Regions from separate parts of the Homo sapiens genome. Here regions 1 and 3 are each linked to region 2. The links are chromatin contacts, found by Hi-C or POLR2A ChIA-PET in ENCODE. All regions are on one chromosome and are shown on one strand. Each heading gives the region's core, a stretch centred on a gene start or an enhancer-like site at or near the end of the contact. The rest is flanking DNA. Distances are from core to core; before and after follow the strand shown.

Region 1 (2,700 bases), core at 200-2,699, 350 kb after region 2:
GGAAGGCGTCTGCTCCGATGGCGTCTGCTCCGACACTCACAGTTCTGCCACCCTGGACCCTCTCGGTGGCCTCAATGGGGTGGTCCAGGCTGGGCCGCCCCAGGTAGACGTCCTGGCTGGGTGAGAAGCTGGAGAGCAGGTGCAGGAGGCTCCTGGCGTTCACATAATTGTCATCATCCACGTGGCAAAACCACCTGTGGGCGAGGGGAGTCCTGGGCACGAGGGCCTGGCATGGCTGGACAGGAGGCCCCCACCCAGCTTGGCTCTGAGCTCTCTGCGGGTCGGGTCAGCGCCGCGTACTTGCGCCCGGACTCAATGAACTTGTCATACTCCACGGACATCTTGCAGCAGAGGGCCTGACGAGTGCGCACCGCCGAGCAGTTGGTGTTGATGACACGGTCGCCTGCGAATCAGAGACGGGAAGCACGCACGTAGAGGATGGCACTGGGGTTGGGGTAAGGCCTGTGCCCCACCTGCCCCCAAGGGCCAGGGCACAACGTGGCTGTCTGACATGCCTGGACACCTTGCCTGGGTCCAACCACAGCCCTAGCCCTCACGCGCTGACCCTGCTGGTGCCACCGAGGCTGAAGCAGGCGGCCATCGGTTGGGATCTCTTGAGTGGAAACAGGACGGAGGCAGCTCGCCCTGACCTGGCCTGGAAGGGCGGATTCCCTGCTGGCGCTTCTTCAGGGGACGTGGCACTAGCCCCACGCCCCGGGAAGCGGCTAGTGTGAGAGGCTGGTGGGGAGCAGAGCTTGGCTGGCAGGGTGGGCCCTCCGCAGGCCGCGTGACCTGGGCAGCGTCGGGGCCTCCCCGGGCCTCGGGAGCCTGGGCAGAGAAAGGCACCCACAGCAGCGAAGGGGCCGTGGCTTCGGAGCGAGAAAGGCTCGGGGGGCAGATCCCGCGGGCGCCGGGGAGTGGGGGACACTCACCGCCCTGGAGCTCGAGCTCAGGGTCGTCCCCGTCGGTGAAGATAAACGTCTGGGGGAGAAACAATCTATGAGGCTTCTGGGGCGCTGCCCAGGCCGGAGACCGACCCGCCCCGCGCGGAGCCTCCGGGGGCCTGGGCCGGGCCTAGACCCTGGGAGGCGGGGCGGGTGGGCGTGGGGCTCGCCGTCGGGGTCGGGGTCCGGCGCACCTGCTGGCGGGCCCGGGAGATCCAGGTGCGCAGCAGCAGCCGCAGGCGCGGCCCGTGGTTCTTCCGGGTGGTCTTGACGGCGATGAAGACGTCGTCAGGCCGCAGGCTGGGGGCAGCGGGCCGGGACGGGGGCGCGCGCGGGGCCGGGGCGGGGGTCCGGGCCGGGGCGGGCGCGCGGGGCAGCGGCAGCGGCAGTAACAGCAGCGCGGCCAGGGCCGCGGCCAGCGCGAGGCAGGCCCGGCACAGCGCCCCACGCGCGCGGCTCATGCGGCCGCCGGGACCCCCGGCGCTGCGAGCGGAGAACCTGGCCGGAGCCGTGGGTGGGCGGCGGCCCCTTTAAGAACGCAGCGGCCCCGCCCCGCCCCGCGCCCCGGAAGCGACGGCTTCGCTGCCCCGGAAGTGGACGGCACGCCGCGGCGGGGTGGGTGCAAGATGCCGCTGCCGGTTCAGGTGTTTAACTTGCAGGTAACGAGCCGAGGCCGCCCCGGGCCTCCGCGCCCCCGCGCCCCCCGCCACTGGGGCCGGGCTGAGGTCGAGCAGGGGCGCGGGGCCTGCGCCAGGAGTCGGTCGGGCACGCTCCGTGCCGGGCCTCCGCGGGCAGCGCGCGTCGGGGGCTGCAGGGCCGAGGGCGCGTCTCCGCCGTGGCTGCGCGCTGCGATCGGGGGCCGCCGGGCCGCGCCCGCCCCGCCTCCCCTCCCAGCAGCTCACGGGAGAGGTTCCCGGCCGCCCCGACGCTAACGCTCTTTCTCCCTTCAGCAGCCAGCCAGCTCTGTGTCAGGGTCGGGGGGTGCAGAAAGTCAGGACAGAATGAGGGATAGCTCGGCCCCCAGCTCGGCCTCCTCGTCAGTGACAGATCTGTACTGCACCCCTCACAGCAGTAGGTCAGACCTCGTCCTGCCCGGCACGGCCGGGGACTTCAGCCTGAGCGCCAGCCTGTCGGCCTGTACGCTGCTCTACGAGGTACCTTCCAGGACAGGGACCCCCGAGCGAGGGAGGGGGGAGCAGGGCCCCGGCCGCCCCTGCTGTGGCTGGGCCCCTGCTGCTCTGCTGGCCGAGGACAGGGACTCAGTGCCAAGCGCAGGAGGGGAGGGAGCCCCGGTGGGCCCGGGGCCTGCGGAGGGAGCCGAGCTCTTGGTGCTTTTCCCGAAGGAGCGCGGGAGGCCCACGGGTCCGGCGAGTGCCCGGCATGGCGGCTTTTCCAGCCTGCTTTGTGTTAAGCCGAGGTCCTGGCTTCTCTGTGTCTCCCAGCTGGGGGCCATGAGGCTCCCTGAGATGACTCTTTTCCCCTTCTCCCAACTCCGTGGCGTGACTCTCAGCCCAGTATTGCTGCTCCGCTGCTCAGGACAGATTCCGGGGGCTGGTCCTCCTGCCTCCTGGGGTTGAGGTGGCGTCCCGTTCTTCTCCGTGGCTTGGAGGAAACTACATCAGGATGGTGGCTGGGAACGTGTAGGGGCCCTCAGAGGCCCCTGTGTAGTTGGTTGTCCCCTGTCTGCTTTCTGGCTTTCAGAGATGAGCGGCTAGAATCAGGCGAGGGGTTTCTGCTTCTGAGCCTTAGAGTCTTG
Region 2 (2,710 bases), core at 211-2,710:
TGGGGACCCTCACCCCCCAAGCAGCCTGTGCCCTCTGGCCGCACTGTGAGCTGGCTGTGGTGTCTGGGTGTGGCCTGGGGCTCCCTCTGCAGGGGCCTCTCTCGGCAGCCACAGCCAAGGGTGGAGGCTTCAGGTCTCCAGCTTCTCTGCTTCTCAGCTGCCATCTCCAGTGCCCCAGAATGGTACAGCGATAATAAAATGTATTTCAGAAAGCATCAGCGTTTTTTCTTTAATTAATTTTTTTGAGATGGAGTCTCACTCTGTCACCCAGGCTGGAGTGGTGATCTCCGCTCACTGCAAGCTCCGCCTCCTGGGTTCAAGCGATTCTCGGGCCTCAGCCTCCCGAGTAGCTGGACTACAGGTGCACCCCATTACCATGCCTGGCTAGTTTTTGTATTTTTAGTAGCGACGGTGTTTCACCATGTTGGCCAGGCTGGTCGTGAACGCCTAACCTCAGGTGATCCACCTGCCTCGGGCTCCTAAAGTGCTGGGATTACAGGCATGAGCCACCGCGCCCGACCTGCATCAACGTTTGCTCAGGGGGCAGGTGGTCAGGCTGATGGCCCAGCTGCAGGCAGGGTCATTTCCAGCCTGCCCCTCCCTGAGGCTGCGTGCCAGGGTTCATGTGTGCCCTCCGCGGCTCTGCACTGACCCCGCCGGTAGCTGGGGAGGAGTTTGGGCTTGGCGCCTCCTTCGTGTAGTGGCTGAAGCTTCCCGGGTGCTCCTCATTCCTGGGAAGGGAGTCGGGTGATGGGAACGGTGGGAGCTCAGCGCTCCGAGTCTGCGGCCGGGGGCCAGCGGGGCTGAAACGCGCCTCCTGAGTGTTGAAAGCGGCAGGCGCCGGCCTTTGCACCCAGAGGCCAGGGCGTCTCACTCACCTTCACATCCAGGCCTCTTAGGGGAGCGCGGCTTTGGCTTTTCCAGGAAGGAATGGACTCCAACGGACAGGGAAAGAAGAAGTGTGGAGAGACGGGCAGGATAAGCAGGCACTGGGCCCAAGCCGCCCTTGGAGGCTCTGCCTGTTCTGATCTGAAGGCGGAGGCTCAGCCGTGCTCTCCCAGGAAGCCACCTGGGCGTTTGGGGCTTTAGCTAGGAAAGAGGATGTCGCCTGCGGCTGCGAAGGCGCCAAAGCCCAGACCTCGCGCCTCCGCCCGCGACGGCGGCACTGGGGGCCCGGAGCGGGCGGGAGACGTGGATTACTGCGGGCTTCGGGGCCCTAGCCTCGACCGCGACGTTCGCTCGCATCGCGTACGGACAGAAACCCGTGAGCGCTGAAGAAAGAACACCTGAATCCGGAGCCCCAGCCCCCGTCGCTCGTTTGCGCGACCCCAAAACCTGGCGGGACGAGGGTCGCCCGATGTCTAGCTGCCGCCACAGACGACGCTTTTGCGTCTGCGCAGCGCGCCGCCTTGTGGGTAATCTCAGGGTGAGACGAGGCTAGCGCGAGGTACGGCTAGAGCGTCATTTCCGGCTCGAATGCCCGGCAGCCGTGGCGGCTAGAGCGTTCCTCCCCAGCTCGAATGCCCGGCGGCCGAGGCGGCTAGAGCGTCGCCTCCTCCCGGGGAACCGCGTGTGACCTTCCAGCCCGCGGACCGATGCTGCCGGCGGCCGCTCGCCCCCTGTGGGGGCCTTGCCTTGGGCTTCGGGCCGCTGCGTTCCGCCTTGCCAGGTACGCGGGATCCTGGGGCGGTCCGGGCCGGCAGGCGGGTTAGGGGGCAGCCGGGCACTGAGGGGTCGATCCGGGCGAGGAGGGCGGCGGGGCCGGCCTCCCTGCAGCGGCCAGGCCGGGCTTGGGGGTCCCATCGGGGGCGCGGGGAGGAGGCCTCCCGGTGCGCACGCCCCTTCCCTCCTGGGCCGTGGAAAGCGCCGGGGTCGGCCCCAGATGACCTTGGACGATTCCCTGCTCCTCCCTTGGCCTCAGCCTTTTCCGCAGCAAAGGCCCATCCGTGGGTGCGGCGTTTTGCGGCCAGGGGCCCCCATGTTTTGGGAGGCTTTGCGCAGGAAGATGCACCTAAGTAATAGTTTCGCCACCGCTGGGTTGATGTAGTTCATTCAAACCAGAAACTTGAGGTTTGAGTGGTATGGCTGCAAATAAACACGTGGCTTTCTAAGGCTCTTTGAAGAATTTAAAGTAACTTGCAAATCTTATCAATACGGACCCCTTGAGGTCTGAGAACCCTGGACTGGGACCAAGGAGCTAGGTAATTTCCGGCCCTAGTGATTACCAGCCTGAGCTTATGGCACCCACCAGTCCCCCAGTTGTCCTGCCCCTCTGGTTTCTGCAGCCCCTTCCATTCCAGGACTGACAAGTCTGTTTTAATTGGGGGTGGGGGCTAGGCGACAGGTGCCATGTGTCTGTGCCGTGCGACATATGAGGAGCAGCGGCCATCAGAGGTGTGAGGCCCTCGCTGGTGCACCCCTGGATAACGCCCCCAAGGAGTACCCCCCCAAGATACAGCAGCTGGTCCAGGACATCGCCAGCCTCACTCTCTTGGAAATCTCAGACCTCAACGAGCTCCTGAAGGTATCGTGAGAGGGTGGCACAGACCCAGGGGCTGGAAGTTTCAGGGCCCCTGTGTTTTGTTCCTGGTGTATTTTGGGAGTTTGGTAAATTGTCAAAAGTGTGTTTGTCCAGGTGCAAGGTCCATGCCAGGCTAGTTGCCCCTCCTCAGTAGGTTCCGGCTGGTGTGAGGGCCAGCTGTGGACACTG
Region 3 (2,700 bases), core at 195-2,694, 510 kb after region 2:
CAGATCATGGGATGATACCAACATGAACGCCAGCGTCTACATGTTGCTGAATGAACTGTGGTTCTCTAAGAGGTCAGCATTCTAGGGGCTCTGGGCAAAAGGCACACGGGAAATCTGTGCTCCTTTTGTATCCTTTTTCTAAGTTACAGATAATTTTTTTTTTTTTTGAGACCGAGTTTCGCTCTTGTCTCCCAGACTGGAGTGCAATGGCGCGATCTTGGCTCTCCGCAACCTGCGCCTCTCGGTGTGGTACCCTACTTTGTTTTAACCTGACTGACTCTCTCTTAGCTGAGAGGGCCGGACAGACACCATTTTGGTTTCTTCGCTTGCAGCCCCTTGTCCCCGTCCCTTAAGGACATAACTGGGGCAAGCTGACTCCAAGCACATCCAGGAATGCGCTTACTGATAAAATACTGATAAGAAACTGGAGCAAGCTGTACCAGCAGCTCCTGGGAACGCGCTCGGTTGATGGTACCCAAAGCCCCTGCGTTTATCACTTTGTGATAATTTAAGCCCCTGTACCTGGAACTGTTTATTTTCCTGTAACTGTTTCTGTAACCATTTATCTTTTAACTTTTTGCCTATTCTGCTTCTGTAAAAAAATCGCTTCAGCTAGCCTCCCCTCCTCTATTTAGACCAAGGTATCAAAAGAAATCTAGCCCCTTCTTCGGGGCCGAGGGAATTTGCAGCTCTAGCAGTCTGTCAGTCGCTGGCAATACAGGACTCCTGAGTAGTCTCAGAGTGTGGCGTTCTCTCTATAACTCCCTCAGTTACAACATCGGGTTCAAGCGATTCTCCTGCTTCAGCCTCCGGAGTAGCTGGGATTACAGGCGTGCACCACCACGCCCAATAATTTTTGTATTTTTAGTAGAGAGGGGGTTTCACCATGTTGGCCAGGCTGGTCTCGAACTCCGGGCCTCAAGCAATCTGCCCGCCTCTGCCTCCCAAAGTGCTGGATTACAGGCGCGAACCACCGCCTCCGGCCTTTTTTTTTCCTCTCTTTTTTTTTTTTTTTTTTTAAACTCACAGACACTGTAAGGCTGCCTGGGCGCGGAGCCGTCCTTGCCGGCGGCGGAACCCGGGGAATTCTCCCGGGGCTGCGGGGCCCTGGTCGGCAGCGCCCACCGCCCCAGGTCACCCACGGGAGACCGAGGGAACGCTCCCGCTCCACGCGGCCGCAACCCCCGCCCCGCCCCGCCGCAGCCTCCGCGAGGGGATCCCCGGTCCGGGCCTGGCCGAGCTCTGAGGGTCGACCTCGCGCTCCAGGTCCCCACCAAAGCGCTGCGTCCGACAGGACGGCAGCTGCTGGGGTTTTCTACAGGAAGAGTGGTCGGAGCGGCGCCCCCCACGCCTCCCACGCCTCCCACGCCGCCCGCCCGCACCTCACCCTAACGCCCGCCAGCAGCGCTGGCCAGGTCCCGCCGCGTTGCCACAGCGACCGGGTCAGTCGGCCGCGTCCGGCTGCGCTCGGTGCAGCGCTCGGGTCCCGCCGACAGGAAACGGGGTCCCTGGCGCTAGGTTCCGGCCCCTCCCGCCCCGCCGGGTTCCGCGCTGCGCCCGGGTCCGAGGGGCGCCCCGGCCGACCCGACCACCGCCGCAGATCGAAGGAGGGAGCCCGGCCTCCTCACCGGTCAGCGGGGCGACTCCGGACGGGGCTCCGGGCTATGGGGACGGCGGGTTCCGCCGCGCGAGGCGCCCCCACCTTCGCCGCCCCCGGCCCGGCCGAGGGTCCCCAGGCGCCCGCTTCCTGAGGCCGCCCGGCTCGCGGTCCCGAAGGGTTGACTTGAGCTTTTGCCCTGAGATGAAGGGAGCACGGGGCGGCCGAGGCTGCCCGTGGGGGTCTGTTCGGGCCGGGGGCGCCACGAAGTCCTGCCTAAGGGTCGGCTGCGGCCACCGGGGCACGAGTTCCCGGCGCTGCCCACGGGCTCGGAGACCGGCGGGGCCCAGGGGCCGTGCGCGCGGTCGCTCAGACCCTGATTAGGGAACTGGGGGAAGGAGGGGGGTCGGGACCCACCGAGGCCCGAAGTCGCCCCCACCATCCTGTGGGAACAACATCCTCAGGCACAGCCATTCCCAACCATTCACATCCTCAGAAAAAGGCACGTGTCCGTATCCATCTGCGGATGGATGAACAGAGCCCGGCCCCGGGACAGAGCAGCCTGGCTCACCCGAACCCTCAGCCCGCAATTCTGCGTGGGAGTGGAGGGGGTGTTTGGTGTCTGGGAATTCCCCTGGTGGGGCAATAAGCCAGGGGTCTGGTGTCATCCTCCACCCACATTGTTAACACTGGATCACTCCTCTCCGTGCCGTGCCTGCAGCCCAGGCACCCTGCAGCCTGTCCTCCCCGAACCATGCGTCCTGGTAGAGCTGTCTCCCTCGCCCACAGTCCTCAGTCCCGCCTCACACACCAAACCCTCTTCTGCCTCAGGTCCTTTGCGCCAGTTGCCTCTGCCTAGACTTGGTTCCCTGGATGCCCCCTCCCCACCCCATGTGTATGTCCGGCTCCCTGGACCCACCCCCCACACTGTGTGTCTAGCCCCCTGGACCCACCCCCCACTCTGTGTCTAGTCCCCTGGACTCCCCTCCCCACCCCCTGTGTCTAGCTCCCTGGACCCCCAACCTGGCCCATGTGTCCAACTCCCAGGACCCCCCCACCCTGTGTCCAGCTCCCTGGTTTCCCCCACCACCCCATGTGTTTGG

The links. Hi-C counts contacts between places; a loop is a spot of excess contacts on that map. ChIA-PET counts read pairs that join two places held with the same protein, here RNA polymerase II (POLR2A). Pooled maps may share reads with other maps.
Region 1: a pooled map shows a loop between it and region 2 (5-fold over the local background). The contact joins the promoter of RFNG here to the promoter of MRPL12 in region 2. A Hi-C loop is called at or near these places in 2 of 50 pooled maps. POLR2A ChIA-PET finds 5 or more read pairs at or near these places in 3 of 52 experiments (AG04450, Caco-2 and activated naive CD8-positive, alpha-beta T cell).
Region 3: a loop to region 2 is called in a pooled map, with 4 times the contacts of the local background. The contact joins the promoter of CCDC57 here to the promoter of MRPL12 in region 2. A Hi-C loop is called at or near these places in 4 of 50 pooled maps. POLR2A ChIA-PET finds 5 or more read pairs at or near these places in 2 of 52 experiments (AG04450 and HepG2).

What each region holds. Positions count from the first base shown.
Region 1 is chr17:82,050,362-82,053,061 of GRCh38, forward strand. It overlaps RFNG (RFNG O-fucosylpeptide 3-beta-N-acetylglucosaminyltransferase), which reads right to left and starts at 1,450. Exons shown (of 8, transcript NM_002917.2): 1 at 1,139-1,450; 2 at 933-981; 3 at 301-403; 4 at 41-194. The coding sequence starts at 1,405. It overlaps GPS1 (G protein pathway suppressor 1), which reads left to right and starts at 1,537. Exons shown (of 13, transcript NM_001321092.3): 1 at 1,537-1,603. The coding sequence starts at 1,571. RefSeq lists silencers at 985-1,134, 1,405-1,654, 1,715-1,844 and an enhancer at 1,095-1,764.
Region 2 is chr17:81,701,907-81,704,616 of GRCh38, forward strand. It overlaps MRPL12 (mitochondrial ribosomal protein L12), which reads left to right and starts at 1,461. Exons shown (of 5, transcript NM_002949.4): 1 at 1,461-1,669; 2 at 2,338-2,524. The coding sequence starts at 1,596. It overlaps HGS (hepatocyte growth factor-regulated tyrosine kinase substrate), which reads left to right. Exons shown (of 22, transcript NM_004712.5): 22 at 1-215. RefSeq lists enhancers at 341-944, 889-958, 945-1,548 and a silencer at 1,449-1,828.
Region 3 is chr17:82,211,398-82,214,097 of GRCh38, forward strand. It overlaps CCDC57 (coiled-coil domain containing 57), which reads right to left and starts at 1,445. Exons shown (of 19, transcript NM_001394669.1): 1 at 1,388-1,445. RefSeq lists a silencer at 986-1,905 and an enhancer at 1,856-2,700.